Linked DNA regions of Homo sapiens: region 1 is linked to region 2. Evidence: chromatin loops called from intact Hi-C (ENCODE). Cell type or tissue: endothelial cell of umbilical vein. All regions are shown on one strand.

Region 1 (8,000 bases), 140 kb before region 2:
GTTATCAGCTTTCCTGCATGGATTCCTGGCCCCGTCTCTCACCCCCACCCTCACTTGCAGTCCATTTGATACCATTTGGCTCCTTTTTTGGCAGAACAGTCACTGTCCTTGTAAAGTTTTTTAGATCAATAAAGTTAGTGGTTTTCAAAAAAAAAAGAAAAAAGAAAAGTCTGTCTGGGAATATATACATTTAATTGTTATGTCAGACCTCTAGGATAGGATAGAGAGGACTTCCCATTTCTCTGGGATTATTTGGCAAGGGTGGGACAAGGCTCAGGTATTATGGAGGAGGAAAAAGGATGTTTCCAAAATAAAGATAAAAAATGAAAAAATTATCCCATCTATTTAAAAGAATGAGTTTGAGAATAAAATAAGATATAATATAGGGAAAAGGCTCTGAAGAACTTTAAAGTGCCTTATCAGTGTAAAATCTTAAAGAAAGTCATAATTAGGGAGCAGGACATGAGGATACACCAGCAATCACACACATCTCCCCAATAATTAAGACAGCAAACTGCTAACTGGGTAAGATAAAGGGCTGTGCTCTGGCCAAGTGACCCCAGGAAATCACCCAAATGAGCTTCTACACTTCCTGAAAATGGTACACAGCTTCCTATACAAGCCAGCTTCTCGTCTGATGGTCGTTCTTCTCCCTGAGTAGAGCACCCAGGACTCTGGTCTAGGCTCATCGAGTCAAAAACAAACTCACCAGCCTCCCCAGGCAAGCACCCTGCCAGCCCAAGCCAGCCCCCTGCTGTGTGGGCGGGGTGTGTGAACCAGCAGGGTCCTTGGAGAAGGCCAGGCCAGCACCTGTGCTCAGCGTTGAGTCCTCTGCAGCATCCACTGATGTTGAAGACGTTACTGAGGTGCAGCCAGGGGGCGTGCTGGAATCCCTCTGACCCCCATACAAGTATGGCCAGTCTGGCCAGGGCGTGGGCCCTGGGTGGTTTGTCTAAGCAAAGACCTGCCCAGAAGTGATCTCAGATGCCCAGTGTTCTGGCATGGTAAATAGGAGTATCTGGCTAACTTATCAGGGGCTGACTGCCAGCCCTTCAAAGCCAGCCGTCAGCTGGTTCATGCGCTGATGAAAAGCAGAGTCTTCGGGAACATCTCCACCCAGATCTGCCCACTTCCCACCCACCTGGGAGTGGCTGCTGAAAAAGCTGACAACCACCAGGCCTCTGCTGAGACCTGGCACTGCTCTAACAGCCTGTCCCCAGGACATGTGAGTGCTGGGGTCCTGGAGATTCAGAGTAGGGGGGACTGGGGGTGCACCTTGGACTTTGGAACAAGACAGACCTAGGCTCCAGTGCCAGCCCACACCTCACATTACATCTGTCTGCTTGGACAGGAGATTTAATCCTAGCCTCAGGATCCCTATCTGTAAAATGGGGATAACAAGGCCTACAATGGCACAGAATGAAAGACGACCAAATTAGACCCTATGTCCTGAAAGACTTAGCCTGGTGCTGTGTCCACAACAGACACTTAAACAATGTTAACCCAGCAGGTCCTCACCACTCACTGGCTGTGTGGCTTTAGTTAAACTGTCTAGGTGTCAATTGCCTCACCTTACAATGGGGATAAAGAACATCACCACTTTGTGAAGATTATGACAATGGAAGCAAAACAGCCAGCAAGATACCCTGGACACATCAGGAGCCCAGTCAATGTCAGCGGTCAGCATGCTCTCACTTCCCATCCACTGTCTATTTAATCAAAGTTAATCATTCACAGAGCAAGAAAGAAGTCCTGTTGTTTTTTTTCCCCACTGATGAGAGAACTCTGAGACGGGCCTCTGGCCAAGAGGAGGAGATGGGGAGGGGGGAGTGGAGCCTGCATTTCCTGGTTTACACCCATCTACAGCCCATTTCAAAAGACATAGCACCAGACACCCAGAGGGTCACCAGGGCCAAGAAGCAGGGGGCCTGCAGCTTTTTCTGGGAGGCCTAACAAAGGCACCGTGCTTGAGAGGGCTCCTGGGCCACCATGAGACTCTGATCTGGCCTCCCTGCCATCCAAGGCCCCCCAGAAGGCAGACTGCCCAGCTCCTTCTTGCCTGGTACAGGTGGAACCTATGGGCTCCCAGGAGAAATCAGAGCCACTTTAAAACAGGTGGACACACGATCCTAGTGAAGAAACAGGTCTGTCCTCTTAGCTCCTCGCCAATGAGAGTCAACTGCCTCAGCCAATCTGTCACCATCCACAGCCTCACCCCTCCCAGGGACCCAAGAGCCCACCCCAACTGCCAGCCACCAGCTAGCTCTGTCCAGTACTTGCGACTGGGCCTCCCGGAGCCTTGGTTCTCACATCAGTAAAGACTTCTGTGGGCCAGAATGATGATGGTGAAAATAGTAATAATAAAATAAAGATAAAATGAGCCTGCAGCCCATAAAGTAGTCACGAGGGAGGGCTATGTGAGCTAGTGCAAAGGGCTCAGTCTGCTACCAGACGCAGACCAAGCACTCACTAGATGTTAAAACACAAAAGCACCTAGGAAGACCGAAAGCGGCTTGATTAGTGGTTTCTTAGGGCTGGGAACGGAGGAGTTGGGGGAGGTGATAGCTAAGGGGTACAGAATATCTTTCTAAGGTGATAAAAATGTTCAAAACTGATGGCAAAAATAGCTGCCCATTTATGTGACTATCCTAAAAACCATGAAGTTGTATAAATGGGTTAATTGTATGGGTATGTGAATGACATCTCAATAAAGCTGTTATTTCTCTTTTAAACTAAAATGTTCCAGGACCCCGCTAAGCCTTTTATATCAAGACGTGGTTTTGTTTTTAACCCATTTGGCCCATTGGAAAGAAACCAGGCTCAAAGACAGGCCCTGGACCAGAGCCCTCTCGGGGGACTGATGTAATTGAGCTAGTTCAGCTACTGAACAGTGGCTGGTAAGCCTGCTGAGATGAGGATTACTAAATGGGCGGAGCTGGTCTTCGAAGCAGAGTGGCACCCGCTCCGGGAGGCCAGTGTGAGAACAGCCTCCTCCCCGGTCCTCCGGGGTTACAGTTTGGTCCTGCTGTAACCCCTCCCCCATGTCTGGAGTCTGATTCTGGCCCTTGCAGGTCTGAGAGCACACAGGCCTCAGCAGGCTGTAGCTCCCAGCAGTGGCCAGCACATTCCTTCCCCAAAGAAGGAAAAGCCACCAAAAGTGAGGTCATTTGGTTTTTTTGGCACAGATGCTGAGAGCTCTGGGTCACTCAATTCCATAGAGAACTCCCCCAGCTGACAGGGATTTGGCCCAGCCTGCTACTCATACAATATGGGAACCCGGGGTCTGGCAGACTCTGGCCCCTAACTTGACCCCTCCATGTAGTTGAGGTATGACCCTCAGTCTTCCAGCTTGAAACCTCCATGGTCTTATCTGTGGAATGGGATGATGAAATCCACCCCTCCTGGGGTTGGGCTAAGAATTAAATAGCACAAAACTAGACTTACGGTAGGGGCTCAAAAATTAAATAAGGCTGGCTCTGGTATCTCACACCAGCAATCCCAGCACTTTGGGAGGCTGAGGCAGGAGGATTGCCTGAGGCCAGGAGATCAAGGCCAGCCTGGGCAACATAGCAAGACCCTGTCTCTACTTAAAAAAAAAAAAAAAAAATTAGCTTCTATCCTCTCCCCAGGGTCATTTCTCCTGAATGTGCCTTGTTGACCAGAAACAAGGACCTGCCTAGATTCCAAACCCCTGTGTGGAAGCTCCTCTCCAAAGGTCAAACCACTTATCATTACAAATTTGCAAGAAAGAAAGAGATCCTGCTTGGACAAGGAAGTTTTCCAAGTCTCCTTTCTGTGCCCCTAAAATAATCTCCCAGCAGGAGCTTCTGTCCTGGTCTGTCCCACAGTCCACCCCTGGGTCACCCGGACCCCTCAAAGCACCTCCTTGGGCATAGTGACTGGGAACTCTGACCCCCATGGTGGTTCCGGTCACCAGGCTGTCAGCTGGAGCATCAGTTCTGTCAACTGCTTTTGGGGACTTGGGAGGGGTTCCTGTGGAGGCCCCAGAGGACGAATTACTGCACCTCTTTAAAAGGGGCATGAAGCCCCTGAAGAGCAGCCAGGGTTCAAAGTCTGGGCTCACAGTGACTGGCCCAATGACAAAAGGGGAGAAGCCAGGCAGAAAAAATAGAAAAAAGAACAGCAGGATAATTCAGTGCGGTGGTTCTCAAACTTGAATATGTAAACTTGAACATTTACCAGAATCACCTGGAGGGCTTGTTAAAATACAGATTGCTGGGCCCCACCGCCAGTTTCTGATTCCAAAGTTCTAGGCCGGCAGAGAAACTGCATTTCTAACAAGTATCCAGGTGATGCTGATGCTGCCGGTCCAGAGACCACACTCTGAGGACCAAGGCTTAGTGGCTAAGAACGGATTTGGGCACAGAAGAGCTGGGTTCAATATGGGTCTGCCACTTACTAACCTTGGAACCTAAGCAAGTTCTTGACCTTTCTGAGCCTCAGTTTCCTCATCTGTAAAACAGGGATAATACCTTTCTCAACTGGTTTGGTAAGGAGTTTCAATGAGATAATCTATGCAAAAAGCCCAGCACACCCTAAGTAGTTAATAGTGTCTAGAGTTCATTACTAAAGTACAAGAAAGACAAGAGAAAGGGTGCTCATGGAAAGGCATGAGACAAAAAGAACGACTCCAGGACCCATGGAATTGCCCTTGTCTACTAAACGGTCCCAGGTAGCATCAAGGGATCATGGGGGACACCTTGGCACCCAGTGTGTTCCTTCATCTGGGCTAGCAGGATCCAGCAGGCACTGCACCCCAACCTCTCTGACTCAGTCAAAACTTGATCAATAGGACCTCAGCACTGATCCAGCCCAAACTCCAAGCCAATGCCACAGCGCCACCCACCTCCTCCCTGAGGGACAACCACCCGGCAGCAGCCACATGACTTTGCAAAGGAATTCTCAAAGCTCCAGGAAACCCAAGCCCGCAGGATGCCAGAGATACCAGGGGATGAGGCAACAAGTTCAGCAACTGTGGAAGCATCACAAGCCACCACAAGTCACAGCAGTGATTTGCACCCCCGGGGTGGGACTGGAGCAGACACTCCCAGGGAGCAGAACTTCCTGCAGGAACCTACGCAACAGGCAAAAAACTCTGTCTCTACAAAAAATTTAAAAATGTTAGCCAGGCATGATGGTGCACCCCTATAGTTCCAGCTACCCAGGAGGCTGAGGTGGGAGGATCACCCCAGCCCAGGGAGGTCGAGGCTGCAGTGAGCCATAATCATACCACTGCATTCCAACCTGGGAGACAGTGAGACCCCAGCTCAAAAAAAAAAGAACTTCCTGCAGGGACTGAGGCATTAACGGGCTGTATCTATAAACTGCCACTCCTTACAGAGGAGAGGTTTTCTGCAGAGCATCACCATGATTCTCAACACCACCCAGGAGGAAGTTTCTGGTTCCAAGAGAGCTGACTGGAGGAGGGGAGCAGTCTTGGCACTTGGAGGAGAGTTCCTCTTCAGCTGCAGCTCAAAACTAAAATGCATCTCTTTACACCTAATAGACAGGCAAACAATTAGAAAGTTGATTACGCCGAATGTTGGTGGGGTTGAGGGATCCGGAAGCCCTCGTGCCCGGCTGGTGGAGAGTAGACTGTACAGCCATTTTAGGGGGTAACTCAGCAGCGTATCAGGAAATTCCCTGCAACCCAGCAATTCCCTGCTCAATGCAATCCTCACACAGCTGCACTGGGATGTATGGGAGAATGTTCATCGTTGCCTCATTTGTGTCAGCAGGAGAGCAGCTGGGGACAATCTGCATATCCATCACAGGAGATTGTAGGATAAAATGTGACGGACACACAGAGGCCTTGCATGGCCCCGAGATGACACTGGGCCATGACGGAGGAGCCTAACGACCTCAATTCTCTTCACCTGAGGTTCCGCAACACAAAGTTTCTTCTCCCAAAACACAAACACACAGATCAGCACATTAAAAAGCAGCACAGAAACCCTCACCCAGGCCCAGGACAATGTGACCCAGTGCCATCACTGCCTTCCTGGCCTGTCCACTAGGCCGGCGGTGGTCTGGGGTGTCAACAGCTCAGCAGGCTGAGCAGCTCGCCAACACCTTGGTATGGCCAGCCCGGTTTGAGGGACAGGGCGGCAAGGTATCAGCAAGCAGGGAGCAGCAAGCTGAGGAACAGGAATGTGTCTGTGGGAACTTCCATTTCCAGAAGCGTGGGAAGAAGGGCAGCTGCAAGCAGATCTGTCCACCTCTGCTGAGAAGCCCAGGGACCTCTGGGTAGTGCAGGGCAGGACGGGACAAGGGGCTTCCGCCTGTGGTCAGTGTATTCACAGTCCTCTTCAAAGATCAGAGAGATCCACGCCTGCTGTTGCCCACCAGCACCGGGGCTCCTAGGCTTCACTTCAGACACTGCAGCAAGGGCAGCCCTGGGGTGCTTTCGGCTCCCCAGCCCCCTCCCCCCAACCTTGAAAGGAAAGATCAGCGTTCCATCCTCAGTTTCAAGATGGGGACACTGATGGCAACGTGGACTTCAGGGAGCCCCAAGGGGAGGTGAGGGAAGGAGAGGGAATCATATCCTAGGGTTGCTCAAAGATGTTGGCTACCATTATAACCCTCAGTGAGTGCTCACTCACTGTTATCATCACCCACGAGGCATGCGCCATCTCAGCAAGTCCACTCAACAATTCTAGGTTAAAGGAACAAAGGAACAGGACACCAAGGGCCAGTTCCCCACAGTCACACAGCTGGCAAGAGGCAGAACTGAGGTGTGAACTAGGTCGGTCAAAGCCTGAGCCTGCTCCACTCTGCTGGGAGGCTAAACTCTTCCAGGCCAGCCTTCAGACTCCGTTCAGGCTGGGGAATGATGGGGACTCATCCAGCTCTGCCCACCAGCCTGCACCAGTCCCTGCTCAGTCTCAAGCCACACGGGCACCCACTCAGCTGTGCCCAGGCAGTCCCTGAGCCCAGTGGACTGGGGAGGAGAGCCACAGGGCAGCCCAGGACACTTCAACGCTTAAAGCCAGCCACGAGAGGAGGCTGTGGACCTGCTGGCCCCCTGGGGATGCAGAATGGGCCAGCAGGTTTTTCTTCCAGGTCTCAGTTTTAGGGAGATGGAAAGAGGGTTTGAATTCTGTCTTGGGTTTCTGAACACAAAGGCCATTGAGAAAGACCGATGAATAATTAAAGGGGCCACCAAGCCGATGATGTGTGCCAGAGTGTGGGCAACTGGCTTGCTAGGGCTTGGACTGGCCCGATGTTGGCAGCCTCCCTCACGCAGGCCACTGCAGATTCTACAGACTCGCCCAGGCTCCAGGCCTCCCCTGCCAGACAGCTGCAGCCAGATTCATTCATTCCTTCCTTCCATAAATTCTTACTGAGCACTCATTCTGTATCAGGGACTAGGGTTACATCGTGGGCAAATACAGGCACTGTCCTAAGTCATGGAGCCTGCAGTCTAATGGAGAAGACAAACAATAAGCAAAGATTTTATCAATGCGTGTATTTTTGTACACTAAGATCCAGTGCCTATAGGAAAGGTCCTGGAAGGCATAAGGCTAAAACAGGACCCTGAACTGATCCTGGGGGGCTGTAGGGGGGCAGTGTGTCTGATCACTGCCCCAAGGGAGTCAGTGAATCTATAAGGCTGGGGAGTATTAGATGAAAAGTTCGTAAATGTGAAGGGGGCCCACATAACCTGTCATCCAAACCAAGGCACCAGGGGGTCTACTAATAATTACACCAGCATAACAGGTATAGGCAGAGCTGTAGGTCACCCTACACGTGTGTGGGGCGGGTAGCTGTAGGTCACCCTATGCGTGTGTGGGTCAGGTAGCTGTAGGTCACCCTATGCGTGTGTGGAGCAGGTAGCTGTAGGTCACCCTACGCGTGTGTGGGGCTGGGCAACATGGTGAAACCCTGTCTCTACTAAAAATACAAAATTAGCTGGGTGTGGTGGCACGTGCCCATAATCCCAGCTACTCAAAAGGCTAAGGTAGGAGAATCGCTTGAAC
Region 2 (8,000 bases):
GGGACTACAGGCACACGCCACCACGCCCAGCTAATTTTTTGTATTTTTCAGTAAAGATGGGGTTTCACCATGTTGGCCAGGCTGGTCTCAAACTCCTGACCTCAGGTGATCCGCTGGCCTTGGCCTCCCAAAGTGCTGGGATTACAGGTGTGAGTCACCACAACTGGCCTAAACATACTGATTTTTAATATATCTATCTGTACAGAGATTTCCTTTAAATAAACAAGATAAATGGGCATATATTTATAAGGCACCACACAGCAAACACCCTCTTAAAAATACCTGCAAATCAAAAGGCATGTTAGCTAAAACTCAGCAACGACAACAAAAAATGACCTAATTCAAAAAATTCAAAAAAGGGGCAAATTAGACAGTTCTCCAAAGAAATATACAAATGGCTAGTAAGTATAGGAAAAGATGCTCAACATCACTAATAATTAGAAAAATGCAAATCAAAACCACAATGAAATACTATTTCACACCCATTAGGATGACTATTACCAAAAAAAAAAAAAATTGACAAGTATTGGCAAGGATGTGGAGAAAGTGAGAACCCTTGTGCATTGCTGGTGGGAATGACTAACGAACGGTGCAACTGCTGTGGAAAACAATATGGCAATTCTTCAACAAGTTAAACATAGAACTACCACATGATGCAGCAATTACAATCCTAGGTATATATCCAAGAATTGAAAGCACGGACTCTAAGAGATATCTGTATACCCATTTTCATAGCAGCATTATTCACAATAGCCAAAAGGTGGAAACAACCCAAGGGTCTACTGATAGATGAATGGATAAACAAAATGTGGTAATACATACAATGGAATATTATTCAGCCTTTAAAAGGAATGAAATTCTGACACATGCTACAACATGGATAAACCGTGACGTTATACTAAATGAAATAAGGCAGAAACAAAAAGACAGATATTGTATGACTCCATTTATATGAGGCACTTAGAGTAATAAAATTCACAGAAACAGCAAGTGGTTGCCAGGAGCTAAGAGGAGGGAGAATGAAGAGTTAGCGTTTGTTGGGGAGTTTCAGTCTGGGATGATGAAGAAGTTCTGAAGGTAGATAGTGGTGATGGCTGCACAGCAATGTGATTGTACTTAATGCCACTGAACTGTGTATTTTTAAATGGTTAAAATGGTAAATCTCATGTTATGTATATTTTACCACAATTAAAAAAAAATTTTAATGCAGAACGTAAAAACTAGGAGCTTCCCAGAGATCTTTCACGTAAGGCCAAGTATCCTGAACTTCCTTACTGCCAGCTGATATCTTTGAGCAGGAAGCCATCACCAACATAGCCATGAATTAGTGCCTGGGCATAAGCAGTGGTCTCTTATGTGGCAGCTCCAAACTGCTTGATCTCAAAAAGGACACTGTGCCAGATCTACTCTAATGTGAACTCATAAAAGTATTGTCTAACATTGTCTAATAGCAACGAGAGAGTAATTTTGAGAGTTCATTTATTTCCAGTGATTAACGTGTTTTACTTTAAGGTGAGGTCAGCATTACTTCGTCCTGTCTTTTGCCCCCATCTGCTCATTTCCCTGAAAAAGAAAGGCCTACTGTTTTCCTTTTGTGTGTGTGTATGTGACAGCGTCTTGCTGTGTTGCCCATGCTAGAGTGCAGTGGCACGATTATGGCTCACTGCAGTCTCGACCTCCTGGGCTCCAGTGATCCTCCTGCTTCAGCCTCCCCAGGAGATGGAACACAGGCATGCACCACGACATGTAGCTTATTTATTTATTTATTTATTTATTTATTTATTTATTTGACAGGGTCTTGCTCTGTCACCCAGGCTGGAGTGCAGTGGCACAATCATTGCTCACTGCAGCCTCGACCTCCTGGGCTCAAATGATTGCCCTGCCTTAGCCTCCCAAGTAGCTGGGACTACAGGCAGGCACCACCACACCCAGCTAATTTTTTATAGTGACAGGGGTCTCACTTCCATTGCCCAGGCTGGTCTCAAACTTCTGGGCTCAAGGGATCCTCCTGCCTCAGCCTCCCAATGTGTTGGGATTATAGGAATAGGCTACACGCCTAGCCAGGTCTAGAGTTTTCTAAAGAAAATGTCATACTTGAAAATGACATCGAACATCCCCAAAAAGTGTAAGTCCAACATACACACAACCTCCTGCCTAACATAAATTACTAAATACTGTGCAATCATTTAAAATCAATTTCCTAGCCTTCAAAACACTTGTAGGAACATGAGAAAAAAGGCAAAGACAGGTGGGTTTAAAGATGAAGAAAATGCTATCTATAGGGATTAGGTAATCAGGGCACAGTGGAAAAAGCAGTGGGCTCAGTTTCTTTATCTGCAAAATGAGAGAACTGGACTGGTGGCTCTGTAAGGCTCATTTAATTCTAAGATTCTATGATTACACTGTGAAGGAATGTTGGAGGCTGGATTAGACCTGAAAAGTCCCTAAGCTGCCAGCCCAAGTGATTTGATAAGTCACTCCACAAACATGCTCAAGACAAGGAAACTCATAAGGCCAGTCTTGTTAAACTTTAATTTAAAAGTTTCCTAAACTACAACAACAACAAAGAAAAAACAACATGATTTTAAAAATGGGCCAAGGACTTGAACAGACATTTCTCCAAAGAAGTAGAACATGGCCATATACAAATGGCCACTAAGCACACAAAAAGATGTTCAACATCACTGATCATTAGGGAAATGCAAATCAAAACAATGAGATACCACCTCATACCCATCAGAATGGTTACTATGAAAAACAAAACAAAGACCCAGAAAATAGTTCCCCCAAAAATTAAAGATAGAATTATCATATGATCCAGCAATTCCAATTCTGGGTATATATCCAAAAGCACTGAAAACAAGATCAGAGATACTTGCAACCTATGTTCATAACAGCACTGTTTATAATGGCCAAGAGGTGGAATCAATCCCCTATGTGTCCATCAACATCATTCAGCCTTAACAAGGAAGGAAATTCTGACACATGCTACAACATGGATCAACTCTGAGGACATCACATCATGCTAACTGAAATAAGCCAGTCACAAAAAGACAAATACTATATGATCCTACTAGAGTAGTCATGAAAATTCAGACACGAAGTAGAATGGTGGTTGCCAGGGCCTAGTGGCAGGGGAAATGGGGAGTTGATGTTTAGTGGGCAGAGAGTTTCAGTTTGAGATGAAGAAGAAGTTCTAGAGATGGATAGTGGTGATGGTTACACAACAATGTAAATGTACATATATATTTAATGTACACTTTTTTTTTTGAGACAGAGTTTCTGCCGCCCAGGCTGGAGTGCAGTGGTGCAATCTCGGCTCACTGCAACCTCCACCTCCAGGATTCAAGCAATTTTCATGCCTCAGCCTCCCCAGCAGCTGGGACTACAGGCGGGCACCACCATTTCCTGTTACGTTACACGTTTAAAAGAGGCTATCAACTTCATGTGGAATTCCTGCTACCCTGCCCCCCATACCACTGCAAACTAAACAAACAAAAAGTAATATTTAAGAAGAGTGAGCCCAGTGGTCTTATCAGGGGTTTTACTATTTCATCGTGAAGCATCAGTGCTTTCCTATTTGTTCGGCTATTCATCAGGGCAAAGCCATGAGAAGGGAAAACAGGATTCTCAGACAGAATGCTGACTCAGAAGACTGCCTTAGAAGGAAGAAAACTCTCCCAGAGTTAAGGCCTGTTGGGTTTAATATGACAGCTCCTAAAATATGCAGAAAATGCATAGAATGTACAGGCTTCCTCTTAGGGATAAAGGCAACTCCTGATCTCTCTTCCTCTTGGAACTCTTCTTCCACCCACCATAAGAGAACAGCTAGGGATGATTTTTAGGGAGGGCGTCTTGCCTCGCTGCCATCTAGTAAGGGCATTTAAGTGTTCACACACTCTGGAATCACAAAACTGTCCTGCAGAATTCATTATGGCATTTCACGGTTGTCTGCTGGATGCCTTCTAGCATTAAAAGTTGGCTGCCTGGGATACTGCTGACTATAAGGACAGAAATAAAAGTGAGGTCATTCCTTTATTCATTAAACAAATATTTATTGAATGTCTAATATGTGTTAGGCATTGTTCCAGGGAAGGGAAGGCAGAGTTGATCAAAAGAGACCCTGTTCCTGTCCCATGAAGCTTACATTCCATTAATGGGAAGAGGAAAATATTACAGACATATATAATGTGGGTAGAGCAAAAAAAAGTTAAACAAAAAATAACATATATATATATAATGTGTCCAGTGGTGACAAATATTACAGAGGAAAATTAAACAGCAGGTTAGCGCATATAGGGAGTGCTGGGGGTTGGGGTGTTAGTTTCCGTTTTACAGAGGGTGGTCACAGAAGGCCTCTTTGATAAAATGGTATTTTGAATAGAGCCCTGAAGGAAATGAGGCAGCAAGTTATGTGGATATCTGGGAGAAGAGTATTCCAGGAGAGCAGACAGAGTTCTGGCTATTTTAAAATATAAGGTAGCCATTAAGAGCTCTTTTGTCTTTTTTTTAAGCTTTGTGGAAATAAAGATTATTTCAAGTGAGCTGAGTACAGAGATACATTTACTATCATAAGAGCAGCTAGAAAGATTCCTGTCTTCTAAAGCTATGCTGAAAGGATCATCCCCTCCTGGACTCAGGCTGGTTGGGGCCACTGAGTGGGGCGCTGCTGATGGTTAGTGCTTAAGAGGACCACCAGGACACTGCAGGTCTAGGCGGGCCATCTTACAAATATTTGCTGTGGGATACAAGGAAATATAAGCAAGAAAACAAAGACCAAACAGTGCCAGTGGCACTGTTTCACTACCAAAGGAAACAAACCCAAAGTACTTCATCGTATTAAAACTTAAGAAACACAGTAATTATTTCAATTAACCAGAAAACTGAACTTCACCTCAAGTAGTGAAATTGGAGGCACAGGTTTTTCTCTCTGTCTTTTCTTTTATCTTGATGATCTAATTTCAAATAGTACCTGCTCATTCTCACCCAGGAAATCTGGTGTTTGGGGTCTGAAGCTGACCTGGAGCAAAATGCTTCTGGCCTAGATAACAGAAAGGCTCAACAGCAGATACTCCTATATAAATAGGCAAGCTATAGAAACATAGTAGAAAAATTGGTTACCCAAAATTCCTATGTTTCATATTTTTTATTTCCTTTTATGATGTATGACTTCACAACCAACGTTCATATTTAATACACTACTGTGAAAAAAACTAAAAATTACTATTCAACTTTAGAAAGGCAAAAACTAAATAAAGTGATATGAAGTTTGTGGCCAAATGGGGACATGAATATGAAAAATTCATTGCCTTCTCTAAGTTATTTTTTTTAACGTCATTCTAAACATGACGAGGGGGAAACCACAGATTAAAAACTCACTTCATGTTCTGCTTTAGTACTAAAAAAAGGCAATAACAAATGTAAGAGGAAAAAATAAATAATAAGATTTAAAAGAATATAAGAAAAAATAAAAAACAAAAAAAATGAAACTCACTTCGCACAGCCTTTTATCTTATACTCTATTGAGAAGAACAGGGCGGGGCTCCAAGAGGAAGAAAGAATACTTCATTCTTTCTAGATAAATACTTCATTATCTAGGCAATAAAGTCCCCATTTCCCAAAACACCCTGAGTTGAGGGGGAGGTAGGAGATCCATAGACTACAATTAGATCAGCGTGGAAGATATATTTAATTTTTGTTTGGTTTTGTGGGTAAGGTGGGAAATATCAATGCTAAAATGAACATGAGTTGTGTGGACACACATTATCCATAATCTTTCCCAGCTGGCTACAAAGGTTAAAAGTTGGCCACATTCTGATTCACCTCACTTTTCATTCATTCTGTGGTCCAAGAGGGCAAGCTATTTACTGATCTGAATGTTTACTGATCTAGACATTTTAAGTAGGGTTAACCTGAGGCCAGTGCATGGTGGTGTTTCATCCAATCCACTGTCAGTGTGGAGATACTAACTTGCTCGAGCATAGGAAGAGATCAACAACTCTCTCTCAATAGATTTCAGGAAGGAACCACCATCATGACCACCACCAAGAACAACACTGAAAAAGATTACTGACTGGTATTTGTCACTGTCTCACTGACCCAAATGTCCTCTGTCAATCCATTGACCTTTATAGAAAATGTGTGTGTGTGTGTATGTGTGTGTTTGTGGTGCGTGCTTACACAGGATTTGATCTTCTCCAACATCTGTTGATGAAGAAGGAAACATATCAATCAGTTACTATTCATTGAGTACTGATCAACTTACCCAGTTCTCTCCAAAGGCTCCTTCCATAGTAATTGATTAATGATTCTCCAGTAAATGGCATGCCTGTCTAATTAGCTGTATTGACTAGGACAGAAAAACCAGATGGCTCGCTAGCCTGGATCAGTAACAGCAGAGAGACTGCTATTTAAATTTAAATCAAACACAGCTCTTATTTTCCCCTGACCTTCTGTCAGAAAGGGAAAAACAATGTGATTGAAAACTTTGTGATATGCTCTCTAGATGACTATTTCCAGAAAAAGGTTTGCTAACTGGCATATAATACACCTTTGATCATACCATTTATAACCAGTGCTTGCCACAAATACCAACCAAAGCAATCAGAGCAAATTTTCTTTGGAAATGGGCAAAGCCGTAGATTTATTTTATTTGTGGTAAGAGAAATTTCACTGCCTCCCAATAAAAGCATACAAATACGCATACCCATAAGATTAACACTATTTTTGCAAGTGAAGTTACATTATTCTTGCTTCTTTGAGCCATTTGCCATTTCAGCTCCATTAGGCTTCTGGATCTTTCAGTTTATTAAAATAACCAACCTTTATGGGTTCTGTGTAGAAAAAATTCTATTAAGGAATATTCCATAAAGGCAGCCAATAACAGTCAAATAATCAGCAGAAAAGGAAAAAAGTGCTGTAAATTACCAACAGCTGGTTATAACAAAGTGGCCAGCGTTACTTAAAGATGAATCTTTATTTGGCAAACCATTTTGGAAACCTGAGCAAGATGAGGGGCCATTAACCATTAGCCCCCCTCCATGGGCTTCAGTTTTTGTATGTGAGGACTGGGGAGTGAGGAGATGATAGCACTCACTTCAGTCCATATATGAGTATTTATACTCTTCATTCAAGCAAAGGTGTTCCAGCATTCTGAGGAAGTAACATTATTTTTTCTCCAAAGCTTGAAGATATCTCAAAAAGAGGCAAAGCTCTTCTACTAAAAGTAAAATTTCTAAGGAGGAGGATGAGACAGGTTATACTCTGTTCCCCTTCATTAACATCTACCAGGGATTTCCTAGTGGGGCCAGACTCTTAGCCAGGAGCCATGCATTAAAGAACTGCCATGTCCTGTCACCAGATTACATCAATTCCACTTGTTCCTAAGAACAATCCAGGTCACCTTGTGTTCCTTTACAACTGAACGATTACAAACCAGACCATACCTAGCAGGCCTCACATACTCCAAAACCTTTTAAGCTTTTAAGTTCTAAAATTGCATCAGTAAACAGACTAAAAGACAACATAATCCAAAGGTAAAATCTTAATCCAGGATTGATAATACCTGAGCCTCTAGGTTTCAAGAGTTCCATAAACACTTTATTATTATATGGAAAACAATGTAGATGTGTACATTTTTCTGAGATGACTGTTTATAGCTTTTAGAGTTTCAAAAAGGTCCAGGATTCAAAAAGAGTTATAAATGGCTGATTTAATAAAGTTATATTCCGGAACTGAGTAGCTGTACTGTCTGGCCCCGTGGTCTAGACACTGCTTGGACAGGATGTCTCACCTGCTGATGAAACTCCTACGCAAGAAGATCAAGAAGTGGAACCTCAAACTGCGGCAGTGGAACCTAAAGTTGCAGGGGGCCTCAAATCTGACCCTGTCCGAAACTCAAAATACAGATGTGTCTGAAGAAACAACGGGAGGTGGAAAGGTTAAAAAATCAAAACATTCTATGAATGTGGGCTTATCAGATGCTCAAAATGGAGATGTGT

What was found. Peaks named below come from ENCODE experiments on the same cell type or tissue, not always from the same donor. Only the 100,000 strongest peaks of a DNase experiment are listed, where the experiment ranks them.
Region 1: a loop joins it to region 2, with 5 times the contacts of the local background. A loop is called at or near these places in 5 of 110 quality-filtered maps.

What each region holds. Positions count from the first base shown.
Region 1 is chr14:68,937,089-68,945,088 of GRCh38, forward strand. All of the region lies in intron 1 of ACTN1 (actinin alpha 1), which reads right to left. It also overlaps the pseudogene BANF1P1. Among named protein-coding and RNA genes, the nearest start is that of ACTN1, 38 kb to the right of the region's middle. RefSeq lists enhancers at 1,254-2,087, 1,584-1,878, 1,657-1,801, 2,088-2,921, 4,441-5,231 and 1 more, a silencer at 1,584-1,878 and a cis regulatory region at 1,722-1,735. In endothelial cell of umbilical vein, CTCF peaks have their summits at 878 and 4,877; DNase peaks (open chromatin) are centred at 913, 1,803, 3,033 and 4,843; H3K27ac peaks cover 4,184 bases.
Region 2 is chr14:69,075,615-69,083,614 of GRCh38, forward strand. The region is part of intron 6 of DCAF5 (DDB1 and CUL4 associated factor 5); the gene reads right to left. It also overlaps the pseudogene DDX18P1. Among named protein-coding and RNA genes, the nearest start is that of DCAF5, 74 kb to the right of the region's middle. In endothelial cell of umbilical vein, no CTCF peak of the experiment used is centred here; DNase peaks (open chromatin) are centred at 2,407, 3,617 and 4,047; H3K27ac peaks cover 5,185 bases.